Linked DNA regions of Homo sapiens: all the other regions are linked to region 4. A link is a contact called in ENCODE Hi-C or POLR2A ChIA-PET data. All regions are on one chromosome and are shown on one strand. The core of a region is the stretch at or near the end of the contact, and the rest is flanking DNA. Distances in the headings are between cores, read along the strand shown.

What was found. A loop is a pair of places that touch in the nucleus more often than their neighbours do. ChIA-PET counts read pairs that join two places held with the same protein, here RNA polymerase II (POLR2A). Pooled maps may share reads with other maps.
Region 1: a loop to region 4 is called in a map of CD8-positive, alpha-beta T cell, with 15 times the contacts of the local background. The contact joins the enhancer-like site here to the promoter of BCLAF1 in region 4. A Hi-C loop is called at or near these places in 1 of 168 maps with a recorded cell type or tissue (CD8-positive, alpha-beta T cell) and 7 of 50 pooled maps. POLR2A ChIA-PET finds 5 or more read pairs at or near these places in 2 of 52 experiments (CD4-positive, alpha-beta memory T cell and activated B cell).
Region 2: POLR2A ChIA-PET joins it to region 4 with 7 read pairs in CD4-positive, alpha-beta T cell. The contact joins the promoter of EPM2A here to the promoter of BCLAF1 in region 4. POLR2A ChIA-PET finds 5 or more read pairs at or near these places in 3 of 52 experiments (CD4-positive, alpha-beta T cell, CD8-positive, alpha-beta T cell and naive thymus-derived CD8-positive, alpha-beta T cell).
Region 3: a loop to region 4 is called in a pooled map, with 10 times the contacts of the local background. The contact joins the promoter of L3MBTL3 here to the promoter of BCLAF1 in region 4. A Hi-C loop is called at or near these places in 1 of 168 maps with a recorded cell type or tissue (ovary) and 7 of 50 pooled maps. POLR2A ChIA-PET finds 5 or more read pairs at or near these places in 1 of 52 experiments (activated B cell).
Region 5: a pooled map shows a loop between it and region 4 (18-fold over the local background). The contact joins the promoter of LTV1 here to the promoter of BCLAF1 in region 4. A Hi-C loop is called at or near these places in 6 of 50 pooled maps. POLR2A ChIA-PET finds 5 or more read pairs at or near these places in 2 of 52 experiments (CD4-positive, alpha-beta T cell and activated B cell).

What each region holds. Positions count from the first base shown.
Region 1 is chr6:141,482,489-141,485,188 of GRCh38, forward strand. No RefSeq gene overlaps it. Among named protein-coding and RNA genes, the nearest start is that of GJE1, 650 kb to the right of the region's middle. RefSeq lists an enhancer at 1,134-1,273. Within about 2 kb of position 1,288, at least 16 of the 41 ENCODE cell types and tissues checked have a DNase peak (open chromatin) inside an H3K27ac peak, as active enhancers do; they include CD8-positive, alpha-beta T cell, where a contact is called at or near this core.
Region 2 is chr6:145,734,206-145,736,925 of GRCh38, forward strand. EPM2A (EPM2A glucan phosphatase, laforin) reads right to left here and starts at 1,315. Exons shown (of 4, transcript NM_005670.4): 1 at 993-1,315. The coding sequence starts at 1,293. It overlaps EPM2A-DT (EPM2A divergent transcript), which reads left to right and starts at 664. Exons shown (of 3, transcript NR_038246.1): 1 at 664-715. RefSeq lists a silencer at 790-1,379 and enhancers at 1,540-1,599, 1,610-1,659, 1,680-1,729.
Region 3 is chr6:130,017,229-130,019,928 of GRCh38, forward strand. It overlaps L3MBTL3 (L3MBTL histone methyl-lysine binding protein 3), which reads left to right and starts at 1,353. Exons shown (of 23, transcript NM_032438.4): 1 at 1,353-1,436. RefSeq lists a silencer at 1,833-1,962.
Region 4 is chr6:136,288,573-136,291,272 of GRCh38, forward strand. It overlaps BCLAF1 (BCL2 associated transcription factor 1), which reads right to left and starts at 1,274. Exons shown (of 13, transcript NM_014739.3): 1 at 1,141-1,274. LOC124901408 (a long non-coding RNA gene) reads left to right here and starts at 1,442. Exons shown (of 4, transcript XR_007059784.1): 1 at 1,442-1,585. RefSeq lists enhancers at 68-664, 190-309, 665-1,261, 680-799, 746-1,945 and 2 more.
Region 5 is chr6:143,842,006-143,844,705 of GRCh38, forward strand. LTV1 (LTV1 ribosome biogenesis factor) reads left to right here and starts at 1,333. Exons shown (of 11, transcript NM_032860.5): 1 at 1,333-1,475; 2 at 2,481-2,612. The coding sequence starts at 1,473. RefSeq lists enhancers at 1,137-1,186, 1,367-1,576, 1,767-1,836.

The sequences.
Region 1 (2,700 bases), core at 38-2,537, 5.2 Mb after region 4:
AGAGGAAGAACCTATATTCACATATTAATTATCATTTTTCTCACAAAGAAATAGAGATAAACCAAGACTAAGACATGGTCCCAAGATCACACAGCAATTAAGATTCAGTCCTTATTTACTATTCATTTCATTCTCTGAAACTGCAATTATATTTGCTTTCAAAGAATGTTCCAGAAAAATATAAGTGTAGAAAAAGAATAATATAGACATTAATTTCACTAAATAATATAAGCATTTTTTTTTTCTTTTTCTATCAGCTGAAAGCAGCCTAGGAGTGTTAATCCTCTTGGTGTTTCTCAACCAGACTCTTTTGCATGATAAAACAATTTTACTCTCATTGGTCTATTCTAGCATTTAAGTTAATTTTCCAACCATCTAAATTCCAAGTGTGCACCATAGAGGTTGAGCTTTTCTATCCATCTGCTACACCAATACCGTCCAGTCTATGCCAATGATTGAAGGGTATAAAAAAAGGGCCGTGTGGTCGTTTCAGTTTTGTTTTGTTTTGCAATGCAGACGCACTTGGAGCAGCAGGTCAATGAATTCTGGGAACTGCATCTTTTTGACACATGAGACCTTTGCAGAATGAATCAAAGTTAAATCCCATGAATAAATGCTAGTGTTTAATAATCATTCCGTTTATGGAAGCTTTATTGTGAATTCATAAAAGCAAGGACAATATTTCCTTGCAAGTCCACAAATCACCATCATAAGCAAGGCAATCGTGAATAAACTGAGCTGGACTGCATAGCCTCTTTGGCAGTTGCTAGTATTTAAATATGGATGGGAGAAGCAAAGACTAGGAGAAGTTGTCCTAAAGCAAGCAAATGACAGCTCCCACAAATAAAGGGAAAAATGTTAAAACAATAAACAAAAGAGAAACAATTACTTGCTCATTACAAACATGTCATATTGCATTCTTTATTTTGATTGTGGAAAATTAGCCATTGACTACCAGGAACAATTGATTTTCCTTCACAGCTGTTTTCTAATTACATCTGAACACTGAAAATTCTAGTGCAGCCATTCAGCTGTACAAAGAGAATTTTCTTTTATTATTTTTGCTATTGCTGCAAGCTCTGCCCAGAAGCATGACTATAGTTAGATGATCTGTACTGTATATATGTGGTGTTTGTATTAAAAGCCATGCTTTTCAGGGATGTTATAAGAACTCAAATATTTTAAATTACATAGGGCAGAACTTGGTGTACAAGCTGTTTTGCCCAGATGCTATTACGTAGCTTTCTCTTTCTTTTTGCCATCAAAACAAGGAAGAAGATAATGAAGATAGCTTAAATCGGTACATCCGTTTCTTAGTCACTGCATAGTCGTCAATTGGATCTATTTTTGTCATTGTGGCTTCTGATGAGTGTTTTGGCACAGTCTTACTGGGAGGGTGGAGGGTGATGGGCAGTTTCCTGTCAGTTAATTCTGTGGGTAAATTCTAAGCAAAGAGCATGGAGATTATTAACAGGCAGGATTCCAAGGTTTCAGAGAAGCAATTGAAATTTTTGGATGCTTCTCTTCAAACGCTTTAGAATTTTCCTCAAAATGATTTCAGTTTTAAAATATGGCCAGAAATATGAAACTTGCCCTTGGGAGTTTTCTAGGACTTGCGGTTAGTGAGTTCTGGAAAAATAGTTAAGATACTTCCTTCAGAGTTTAGGGTCTCTGATTAATCTTTACCATAATTTAGGTGAAATCAGCTCAGCAATGTTAACAATTCAGCAAAAATAAAGTGAAACCTTAAAATGTTTTTTTTCCAATGGAAAAAAAAACACAACATTTCAAGCCTGGGTTATTAAAGCAAAAACTGGGAGCTCTTATTTATTTACTTATTTATTTTAATTTTTTTAATTTATTTTTATTTTTTGTAGAGACAGGGTCTCACTATGTTGCCCAGGCTGGTCTACCACTCCTGGCTTCAAGCGATCATCCTTCCTCGGCCTCCCACAATTCTGGGATTACATACGTGAGCCACCACACCCGGCCAGCTCTTTGTTGCCATTTATTAAATATTTGCCCTCTTTAGAGGTAACTTTAATCAGGTATCTGTTCACTGGATGGCAATTTTTTAAGTCTTTGATCAAAACTCTAACCTCTGTAGTTCCTGTAGTAACGCAGTGTAACTTGAAATTTGCCATTTTACTTGGAAGGCTCAAAGATTCCTCAATGGCCCATCTTATTTTAGTATTTCCTTTGCCAAGATTAAGATTGAGGTGATGATTGTTTAATTAAATTAAATTTGGCTTGAGGCTGTCTCGGTACCGTAGGTCCCTACATAACAAACTACAATTTAACTAAACAAACTGAAAGCCTAATTTAGGAGTATATATTGTAACAAATTGCTAGGTCTCAGCCAGTCACAGCCGACTAGCTTCAGCCAATCACAGGCTGCCAATTGATCAGACCATGTCCAAACAAGTAAAAAATGCTAAGCTGTAACCAACCAGTTTCTGTACCTTACTTTCATTTTCTGTCCATATGTACTGCCTACCTACTTTGCAGAAGTGAGATCTCTGAACCACTCTGCTGGCTCTTGAGAGCTACTGGATTCCCAAATAATTCTCTGCTTCATTAAACTCCTTTAAATTTGTCTAAAGATTTCCTTTTAATACATTTCATCTCATTTTTATTTTTCTAAATTTTGATAACTTTCATTGACTTTTATCATAAAAATCAAGTCTAATACAAAATAAA
Region 2 (2,720 bases), core at 65-2,564, 9.4 Mb after region 4:
ACATTGGTAGATGCAGAATAATTTGTTGCCATTTAAAATATACATCTACATGTAAAATACATATCTACGTGTAGTGACAGTGAAAGATGTCCCTAACATATTGTTAGGCAAGAAAAGCAAAAATTCAGAATTACTATACAATTTTTGTAAAAAAAAAAAGTATATGCATATATCACATACATAAATGTGTACAAGCAGTGTGCTTAAGATGTGTGGAGGAAACACTGTAAGTTTTCACTATGTACATTTCTTTATTATTATTTTACAACCAGCATGTATTGTTTTAGTATTTTAAGAAATCAGGTCATGTCTCAATTGTCATATATCTGGGATTAAAAAAGAAAAAAAAATCCAAAAAGGGAAATATTCAACGTTTTTCCATTAGTTCATTCTCAATATCTATGAAAAAAATCTAAGTAGCACATTGCTGTCTAGGATTAGCGAAAACGCTAGTTTCGTTGGTTGGATCGTTTTGGGTTTTTTTTAGTGAATTAGAGCAGGAAAATGAGGACACAAAACCCAACCAAGGCGGAGTTGGGCTGTTGAAGCCATCAGCGGCGCGCGGCCGGGCAGCCAAGGGACCCGCGAAGGGGGGGACTCGGAGGTCGAGGGGCACTCGGAGGGCGAAGGGAGCCCCGGGCGGGAGACGAAGGGCACTGGCCCGTGACGCAGGCGCGGTTGGAAAGAAGCTGAGGACTGGATGTGCGGAAACCAGGTCAGAGGGGCAGGCAACAGAGTGGGCGGGAAGGCGGCCGGGAGCGCTATACGGGTCTAGGGAATCAGTAGGAAGCCGGAGGCGCGGCTGGCGGCGACAGCGTGGCCGGCAGAGCAGGGTCAGCCCAGGTCGCCCGGGGAGTGCGCAGGGACGCGGGCAAAAAGCCCGGGACGCGCGCCGCCGGGGCCTGCGGGGCCTGCCCGAGGCCGAGGCCCCGGTTGGGGGTGCGGGCCGGAGCTCCCGCTCTGCGCCGGGGGCAGGCGTCTGCTGGCAATACCTTCCCAGGAGAGCTCTCCTCCCGGCTCCCGCTTCAGGAACTTGTACCAGAACGTGTCCACGCGGCCCGGCTCCGCCCCGTCCTGCGCCGCCTCCTCGGCCGCCAGCTCCACCTCCCCGAGCCACAGGCCCGGCTCCTGCAGGGCCAGGGCCCCGTCGCCCGCCGCGGTGCCGGCCGGCCTCAGGCGGACGGCACCGCGCGGCTCCCAACGCCCCAGCTCGGGCCGCGACCCCACCACCAGCAGCTCCGGCCGGGCGCCGGCCACGGCGGGTGGCACCACCACCCCAAAGCGGAAGCGCATGGCGGGCGGCGGCGGCGCGAATACCCGGGCCCGGAGTCCCCGCGGCCGGCAGGCGCGGCCCGAGCACTAGGCGGCCGCAGCGATTGGGCGGTGGTGTGGGAGCCCCGGGCACCGGGGAGAACACGTGCTGTTCTGCGCCTTCTTTGGGATGCATCACGCGGCTCCCGAGCCCAGACTTCGTCCAGGCCGGCGGGAAGGGGTCAGCGGAGCCGCTAGCTGCCTCTTTGTGCCCCGCAACCCCGCGGGCGGTTGATTTCCACCTGTGGGCGCTGGGGACACGCGACCGGAAGAAATGGAAGAGAAAACGGGGTTCGGGGAGGGAGGAAAACTTCTAAGCCAGGCGATCGTCCAGTTCTCTCTCCAAGAGACTGGAAATTAACTTTATGAGGATCATAAGGAAGGGAATGACCTCTAGACAGCCGCCTTCTAATTGTGAAACGGGGGAAGATCTTGGACCTGGTCTCTGGAGCGCTCCCTATCTTAACCAAGTCACTTACTCTAGCAGGTCTCAGGTTCTTTGTCTGTAAAATGAGGGTGTAAAATAATGATCTTTCTAGACCCTACGAGCTCTGAAGGATCTCTGATTGGTGGAGATCACCCAAGACCCGGAGCTGATGCAAAACATTACCTACCATTCCCTTGTCTGAAAAGCCACATCAACTTTCTTTTTTCAAAAACTATATTTTTAGTATGTGTAAAGTAAGTTTGGAGTAAATACTTTCAAGTCCTTTTCAAGGTCAAAACAAAAACTAATTCTGTGACTACAAATGTATGCTTTTTTTTTTTTTTTTGAGACAGAGTCTCGCTCTGTCCAAATGTATGCATTTTTAATGGAGTAAATTAAAAAAAAAAACCTTTGTTTAAAATTTACTTTCAGCAAAAGTCAGCATTATTTTTTCAACTTAAAACCTTTTTGGGTTTTAAGTTGAAACAGGTTTTTTAGCTGTCTGGCCCAAATCCAAAATACGTATATCTTGGTGGGGAACTTCAATTTGTCTCTGCCATAAGACAAACGAATGTCCTGATACTTTTTGATTCTTTAACAAAATTATCCTTGTATTCTTAGGTTTATATATTCACTAACATTTAACATAACACAAATCTGTTACGTGAATTAAAGACACACAAAGGCATTTTTACCAGTGTTTGGAAGTTTGTGAATAGTAAAGGGGAACAGGCCAAAATTTCATGCGTTGAGGATATAAGTAAAACAGAAAGTGCAAAAATGTAAACTACACAAACTCAATCTCTTGTGGAACAATTAGAAAACTAATAATACATTTTACTCTTGAATGTTGATATTCCACTCGAAGTTTGGTTGGTTGCTAAGCTTAAGGATAAACACTATGAAAAATGTGAAGACAGAAGGGCTGGCCAAACACAGCTGATTCGGCAGCAAATCACACATTAAATCACAGTGGCATGTG
Region 3 (2,700 bases), core at 103-2,602, 6.3 Mb before region 4:
TATAAGTTCATTTCAGCTTCACAGGATTTGTCCGTTTGTTCTGGAGTACATGTTAAGGCATATGGCCTGATTTTTGGTTTGGAGAATTTGGTCACTACACCAACATTAGATATATCGGGTGGTCTGCTTCTATAGGGTAATTTCATGGTCCTAAGGAAAGAATTTAAGAGTTTATGTTCTGAAACTGGTTCAAGAAACATTCCTTAAGTGAAAAAATTCAATCAAGAATAATATTCCCTACACTGGAGAAGGATTTTTAATATAGAACTTCCATCTGTGATATATTTAAATTCTAGGCCTCAGGCAGCAGTTTCAGAAAAGGGCCTCCTTTACCCTTTATTAGATGCAAAATAGTCTACTCTGGGGATGGGAACTTCCTTTTACCTCCCCCCCCCCGCAAAATCTAAGACATGCTTCCCTCATTCCTAAAATCACACATGCTTTTTTTTTTCACACAGCAAACTCTGCTATTGACATCAAAATGTTTATCAAAACTTTAATTACTCGAATTATTTTGTAAGTACTCCTATTAAGTGGAAAAGACCAGTGAAGCTGTCCAAACGGCGGCCCGCAGTCAATGCGCCGAAAGCTGTCAATACTGAAATGTAATACTCTCTTGATCTAGTTTTGACGCTTTAACAAAGACAGGTTTTGCCATTTAGGACCGCTCAGCCATCTTGACTGAATACCTTAAGAGGGTAGTCCTGGACCTGCTTATTGCCAAGGGACTTTCACAGTGTTCTAAGTTACTGTAGGAATCTCAGCCTATTACTCGACAGAGGCCTAACATGTTGGAGCTGTCAATAAAGATCCGCACTTAGGAAGCGGAAAGAAGGCACAAGTTTTATATGCACACTTTCTTTATTATGCATTGTTCCAGCCATCAAAGAGAGGGAGATTGTACTCTCCCAAAGCTTACAACTTTGTTACTTTTCATGACCTGTAGCATGTATTTAGCCTTTGGGCAGTGTTTGTGCAAGACTAAGGCCCACTCTTTAATGGCTGAATGCATACATTTCACAGCACATGGTGGATTCGCTGCTCTGAGAATTGCCTTTAAAAAAAGTAAAGTGAAAAATAGACAAAGAAATCTGGAACCTTAGCAGTGTTTCCTATTTGTTTGGACTGTTCTTGAACCAGCTCTGAGGCGGTGACCGGGCTATTGAAAAGATGCACCTGAAACAGGATCTGCGGGCAGCTGCATTTGCCACCCGGCTTTATTGCTGCTTTCCAGCGGCGAAGGCGCAGCAGCAGTAACAGGGAAGCCAGAGCGAGCCTCCCCGGCAGCGGCGGCGGCGGCGGCGGCACCGGCACCAGCGCAGTTTCCCCTCTCCCCAGCCCTGACTCTACGCGCACATGCGCATTGCGCCCGCAGCCCTGGACCATTTGTCAGGACTACTCGTGAGACGGAGAAAAAAAAAAGAGAAAATTTGGGGGTAAGAAGCGGTTGATCGGATCTAATCTCTAATTAATCTGAAGATTTGTCCGTGCAAAAGCCATTCATTTATTTTTCTGGGTGAGGATGAAAGTTAAGAGCCCTATAGAGGGAAGGAAGCGCACCCTCGTCTTGTGAAACAGATCAGGGGAGGGGAGGGACAGAAGGGGTTTCTCCCCCACTTCTCTGCGCCTCTGGGAAAGAGGAGAAAACTTAATCCCGGGGAAAAAAGTGGGCAAGTGACTCGGAAACGGCTGGAGGGGGAGTCTCTGGGCATCTCACTCTGAAGTAGTGAGTGCGAGTGTGAAAGAGGAACAAAAGAGAGAGAAAAGAGAAAGGAAAAAATGGGGGGAGGAGAGACTTGTATTTTTTTCTTTGCGCGCACACGGGGAAGGGTGTGGGGGGCCGTGCGGAAGGGAGCCGGGGCGAGGCGGCCGCGTTGGGCTCAGGCTGGCGCGCAGGCGGCGGGATGCGTGTGGCCCCCTCCCCCGCGCCCCCCGAGCTTGTCACTTTGGTCGCTTTCGTGACACCGGGCGCGGGGTGGGGGAGCGCGGCGGCGCCGGGCTCCACCGGGGTGCGTGTCCGGGTGGGCGCCGCGGAGCCGCAGCCCAGGCGGCGAGCGCGGCCGCCGAGGCGGGGGGCGCCGGCGGGGGGCGCGGGGGCGGCCGGGGCCGCGGATCGGTGCGGCGGGAGGCGCGAGCCCCGCGCGCCGCCCCTGCGGCCCCCTCCGCCCGTGTGGCCTTTGTGCCGGGCGCGCACCGGAGAGCGAGCGAGCGGGCGGGCGAGCGCGAGAAGTACAAGTACGGGAGACCGAGGCAGTGGGAAAAGAGGCCGGGCCACTTTCTCCCCTTTCGGGCTGCGGAGAATGGACTGGTTGAATGTGCAGGCGCGTCTCCCCGGCGTGTGCTGTGTGTGTGCGCGGCGGAAAGGCCTGCCCGACTCCCACCGCGCACACGCACACTCACACGCACGCACACACACGGACCCGCGGCGGGGCTCGGCGGCCGAGAGTTTGCGTGGCTTCCTCGCCGCCTCCCTCTTCCCAACCGAGTGTGTGAGAATTTCATATAGATCAGCTCCAATTTCCGCCATTTTGGGAAAGTTGCACAAAAATAAACCCTCCGGTTTATTTCTGCCCGAGGCAGGAAAGTGCTTTGGGAAGCGAGGCGGCGCGGGCCCGCGGCGGCCGTCCGCGCGGGAGAGGGCGCGGGCCGCGGGCCGGGCCGGGAGCCCGCGCCGTCGCGGCGTTCGCCCCGCGCCGTGCC
Region 4 (2,700 bases), core at 24-2,523:
GTGAGGTACAAGTCTGAAGTAGCTCATCTTTTTCGTCAGTGTTAGCCACACTTGCTTTCAACTTCAGTCTTAATTTGTTTCCAGTTCTAAAATGCTTTTTAAAAAAGTCTGAGGTAGCAAAGTAGCTGCTGGTACTTCAGCTTGATTCTGAAGAAATAAATCTTAAAAGCGAATCAAGCCAACTCATGAATTTAAAATGAAGGCAAAGTCCAATTCGCCACTCCCACCCATTTCTCACACCAGCTGTCCACCAATCGTGGCTGCAACATTTCTGACACGACTAAATGGGCTGAATCACTTGAAAAGACTCGGCTTCGCTAGTACTCATGAAGAACCGCACTTTCAGCCGGATGGGGCAGGGCCACGCTCAGAACCACCAGCTAAGACCCAATCCTCTCGCTAGGGAACCGTAACTAGGCAACCAGCACCAGTCAACAGCGCGCGCTCGCTTCAAAACAGCAGGTTGCCGCGGGTACCGAAATTAACTCCAGAGAACCAGGGTCAGCAGCGAGAGGCAGAACAGAGCACTAAAACCTAGTAGCATCACAAAAACGAGGCATTAACTGACGGGTGGTCTGAAGCCGGAGGGCAGTTTTAAAGACCACGCGAAAAGGGGTAGACCTACTCAACGCACTTTGCTGCGGGTCACAGTTATTTTCTCAAAACCCCACAGGCCACGAAGAAAGGTGGCAGTCCCAGCCAATGAGAGGCGGACACAAGTTGCACCTCCAGCGGCCGTCGGCGCCATAGGCGGGGGAGAGAAAAATGAACGAGCGCGCGTGCGCGGAGCGTTCAGTCGGGCGCGCGCAGAGGTACGGGCTGAAGAAATGGGGGAAGGGTGGAAGAGGAAGATATGCGCACGCGCACGGGAGGCCGCGCGGGCTGTGGGTCTCCAGGCAGGTTCGCAAACACGCGCGCGCCCGCCGTTAGCACTGCTCAGCGCCCCCGCCCGGCCTTTTCGGCCCGTAGTGCCTCGAAAACCTGAGAGAAGCTAACGAAAAAACGCATAAATAACGGCGCAACGTCTCCTTGGTTCTCCTTTCGCCGCCAACCCGACACCACCCACAAAAGAGTCAAAAATATGGCCTGTCCTCGGTCTTCACTGCCCCTGGAGTAACTTGAATACATTGCGAGGCCTACCTGACACGCCGAATCGCGGTTCCGGGAATTTATCTCCGTTGCAACCACACAGCGGCCATTTCCCGACTCAAGAACGCGAGGAAAACCATAGAGCTACCTTCGACGCGCTAGCACGTCTCCGTCACTTCCGATCTGGGGCGTGGCCTCGGGTGCCGCTAAATATGCGGGCAAGCCCCGCCCACCCTTCCGCTCCGGTCCGGCTTCCTGGCTGCTATTAAGATGTTGCCTGCGGCCTTCTGGGAAGTCGCGTGGCTGGTCTCGCGGGAAGATGTGACGGCTCCGCCCTCTGGCCCGTAGCGTCAGCCTTGGCCGGAGAGGCGGTAGAGTAGGGTGGGTGTTTTGTCAGGCCTGAGTTAGCTTCGCCATACGGCGCTTTTCGCTGGTGTCTCTGCCTCGTTCTGAGTAGACCCCCTAGACCTCACCGCCGCCCCTGCGTTTTACCTCAGTAAGCTCGTCTGGTCTGTTCTTTCTGTGGGGCCGGCTCAGACCAGGCAAAAAACAAAAAGACAATCCCACACTGAGGAAAAGACCAGGAGGCAAGACGTGGCTGTAATTGCAGACACGCTGCTCCCTCAGCCAGCAAGCGCCACTTTTCCTCTTGGACGCCTAACTGGAGATTAGAAAATGTGGCTTTTGGTTTGCTATTAAATTCGGCAGACGCACTTAGTTGAAAAATGGCCACGATCTAAATCCCTTTCGTGGCGTCTGATCAAATCGGAGCTCAAGCCGCAGCAGCCGGAAACCTCTTAGGCTGCTCGTGCCAAAGAAGGCCGCCCTTCTGGCGGCGTGATGACAGCTTTACCACATCGGCAACGTTGGCATAGGCATGAAAAAATAAAGAGCACGAAGCAGTTGAGCTTTCAGCCTGTGACGATGATTTGTGGCAGCCGAGGAACACAGCCCAACGTAGCTTGGTTGTCCAGAATTATAAGTCAGATTATAAATAGGCAAGCCACATTCGATTTGAATAGAATTTAAATAACAGCCGTAGCACATTTTGCATTAATACTTCTCCGGGCTGCACTTTCTTAGGGCCTAAAACCGCTATTGCTTTGATGTTTAGAGATGTTAACTACCTTGATGGATTTCAGACTTGTAATTAGCAACCAGGGTGTCAGTGAGTGAATCGAAACTAGGATTGGGCCCTGGTTGTGAATTTAACACTGTGCTTAGAGCATTCTTTCTTCACAGTCCAGTTTACCAGCTGAACTAGAAAAACGACAACATTTTCATGGAGTGAATCGTAGGTTTTTTATTGTACAGTCTGTCCCTCACCCCATTACCACCTCAGGATGTGGACACAGAAATCCTTGGCCTTTTTGTTGTGCCCTGATGTCCCAAGCATTCGCAGGTTCTCAGAAATATTTGTTGAGTGAATGAACTATATTTAAAAAAAAAACAACTAAGGGCTCAATACACGTCTGCTATTCTGCATGTATTGGGAGTCGGGGCGCTCCCAATACATGCTGTTATTCATTTATTCAAAATACCCCAAATTGCAGGCTAGGATATTATCTTCGACCTCCCTCTGCAATTCTATTGCACATGTGTTGAAAATGA
Region 5 (2,700 bases), core at 83-2,582, 7.6 Mb after region 4:
GAAATGAAAACTGCCCCCTTGGATCTTTTAATTCTATATAATGAATAATAACAACGAATCTCTGGCACATAGGAGTGCTATGTATTATCTCTGTTACAAAGCAATATCCTAAGACAAGTTTTATGGTCCTAACCTAAATTATTTCTATATATATATATTTTTGAGACAGAGTTTCGCTCTTGTCGCCCAGGCTGGAGTGCAATGGCATGATCTCAGCTCACTGCAACCTCTGCCTCCCGGGTTCAAGCTATTCTCCTGCCTCAACCTCCCAAGTAGTTGGGATTACAGGCACCTGCCATCACACCTGGCTAAGTTTTGTATTTTTAGTAGAGACGGGGTTTCACCACGTTGGCTAGTCTGGTCTTGAACTCCTGACCTCAGGTGATCCACCCGCTTCGGCCTCCCAAAGTGCTGGGATGACAGACATGAGCCACCGCGCCTGGCCTATTTCTATAATTTTTACTGTAATAAAAGAATAATACTCCACAAATACTTACAGTGATAATGCCTACGGCATAAAGACACAATCCAGGGTAAGCCATTCATTGAGAGGTCACCAGAAACTGGGAAGTTGGGGAAACAAATTTGAAAAAAAGGTCTGCTGATGAAAGTGACTGCATTTACCACACACTTTCGTCCAAGAAAAGCTATGTGAGTACGCCAACGCCGGCCTGAAATCTTCCTAAGAATGCGTGCTTATAGCCTATTTGTTTAAACAGGGGGAGAAAGTTAACATTCAAACACCAGAGATTCTGAATATATTTTATTAGTTCAAATGCCTCTACAGTTAACAGAGTCTCGGGGGTTTGGTTAACAGGGCAGATGAAAGCAGTTCATGAAACAGTGGAAAATATAACCTGATCAAGTCTGATGCAGTCTATAAAGGCAAGGCCCCAGCCTCCGTTGCTACGGCAACCGACTCCGCCCCCACCCGGAGAGGGAACCTGAAACTTGGCGACCCCAGCACCCCAGCGGGGTGGTCGCCTCCCTTCCGTGTCCGCGGCTTTGTTTTTTATGGTTGGGAATAGGTAAGGGACACAAGTCAAGGGGGATGCTAGATTCGTCCCCTCTGGTCTCCGTAGAGGGAGCTATAAAAGGTTCGTCCACAAGCAGAAACCCCTCTGTGGCGCCTCAACGTTAAGGACCCCCACGATTCCCTTTGCCCGGCGGGAGACTAAAGGCCGGAAAAGTACAGCCCGCCCAGGGGTGGGAGCCGAGCTAGCCCCACCTCCCGGTGGCTTCTCGCGATCGTGGAGACGCAGCGAGCCTATGTAACTTCCGGTCGCGACCCATCAGCTCCTCGGCGATTGGTCCGTTTCCACGGCCGGCTGGGTGACGTTATCGCCGGGTCCTGGGGCTGCACGTGTGGTGAGGCCTACAGAAGCGGCCTTCAGCTGGACCTTGGTCTCCCCGCCGGACTTCGAGGGTGTCATCGCCGCCCCTGTTGGGGGTGAGCGCCGCGCGGCTGCAGCATGGTGAGCAAGCCTTGCTTGTTTCGGCGGCCGAGCGCTGTGGTTTTGCAGAGGCCAGGCTGCTTCCGGTAATACCTTGGCTACTGCGGCCCGGGTCTGGGTCATGCCAGAGGCTGCTTGCGGCACGGTACCCCGAAATGGGCCAACGTCACCACCGTGGGCATTCTTTGCAAGTTACAGTCTCCCACCGCCGAGCCTCCCTGGGATGTGGCCCGGAGAGGAGAATGGCCTTTTTGTTTTATCCCTGGGAGCCTGCAGCCCTGCGTGATTTCGGTTAACTAAAAGCTGGTGACTGCCGACACAAACGCGCAACCCTGTGCTTCTTGGGGTCGAGCAGAGGGAGCTGCTGGTCTCCCTCAGCGTTGGAGTGGCAGGTGTCTGCCTGTCTGTTTCCTCTGAGAAAGGGAACTTGTGGGAGAGCATAAGGTTGGGCCCAAAGTAAAGCCACTTAATTGGTTTCCCAGTTTAGAGAATCAAAATTGAATAGCGAAGTAAGAATGTAGAAAGAGGTGATGGATCTTATTAAACTTTAGCTGTTTGTGTCGTGATTTTATTTACTGGTTGGTAGATGCTCTGTGTGGAGCTGTCTACTCCAGATTATGTTGTGGCAGGCTTCTTGTCATTCTAGTTCAGTCGGCCAGGGGCCTTCCCTGAGCAGCCAGTGTAAAGTAGCTTTTAAGGCATTTTCACGTCACTGTCTTATATTTTCTTCACCGGAAATTATCTTGATTTTCTTGCTAAGAACAGGGACTTTATCTGACTTTCCCACTTCTGTATTCTCAGTTCCCATAACAAGGTCTGGCACAAAGTAGGTGCTCAAGGAATGTTTGTTGAAGGAAGGTTAAGTATGGATTCTGCAGAACACAGCTGATGTTGCCTGCCCTAGAAGTGTAGATTTTTAAAAAGTATCTTTAACATGACTACTAAAGATGCATGTGTGGACTATGGAATTATTCTCCGTCTTTTTGTTCTGTTTTAATTAATTGTTGTGATTTTGTTCCTTTGAAGCCTCACAGGAAGAAAAAGCCCTTTATAGAGAAGAAGAAAGCTGTGTCTTTTCACTTGGTCCACCGGAGCCAACGAGATCCTTTAGCAGCAGATGAGAGTGCACCCCAGAGGGTTCTATTGCCCACACAAAAAGTAGGTCCTGTTCTTTAGCCAGTCAGTTTGTAGGTAGACAATAGTTTTTTTTTTCTTTTTTTTTTTTTAAATAAATAGAGTCTTAGCA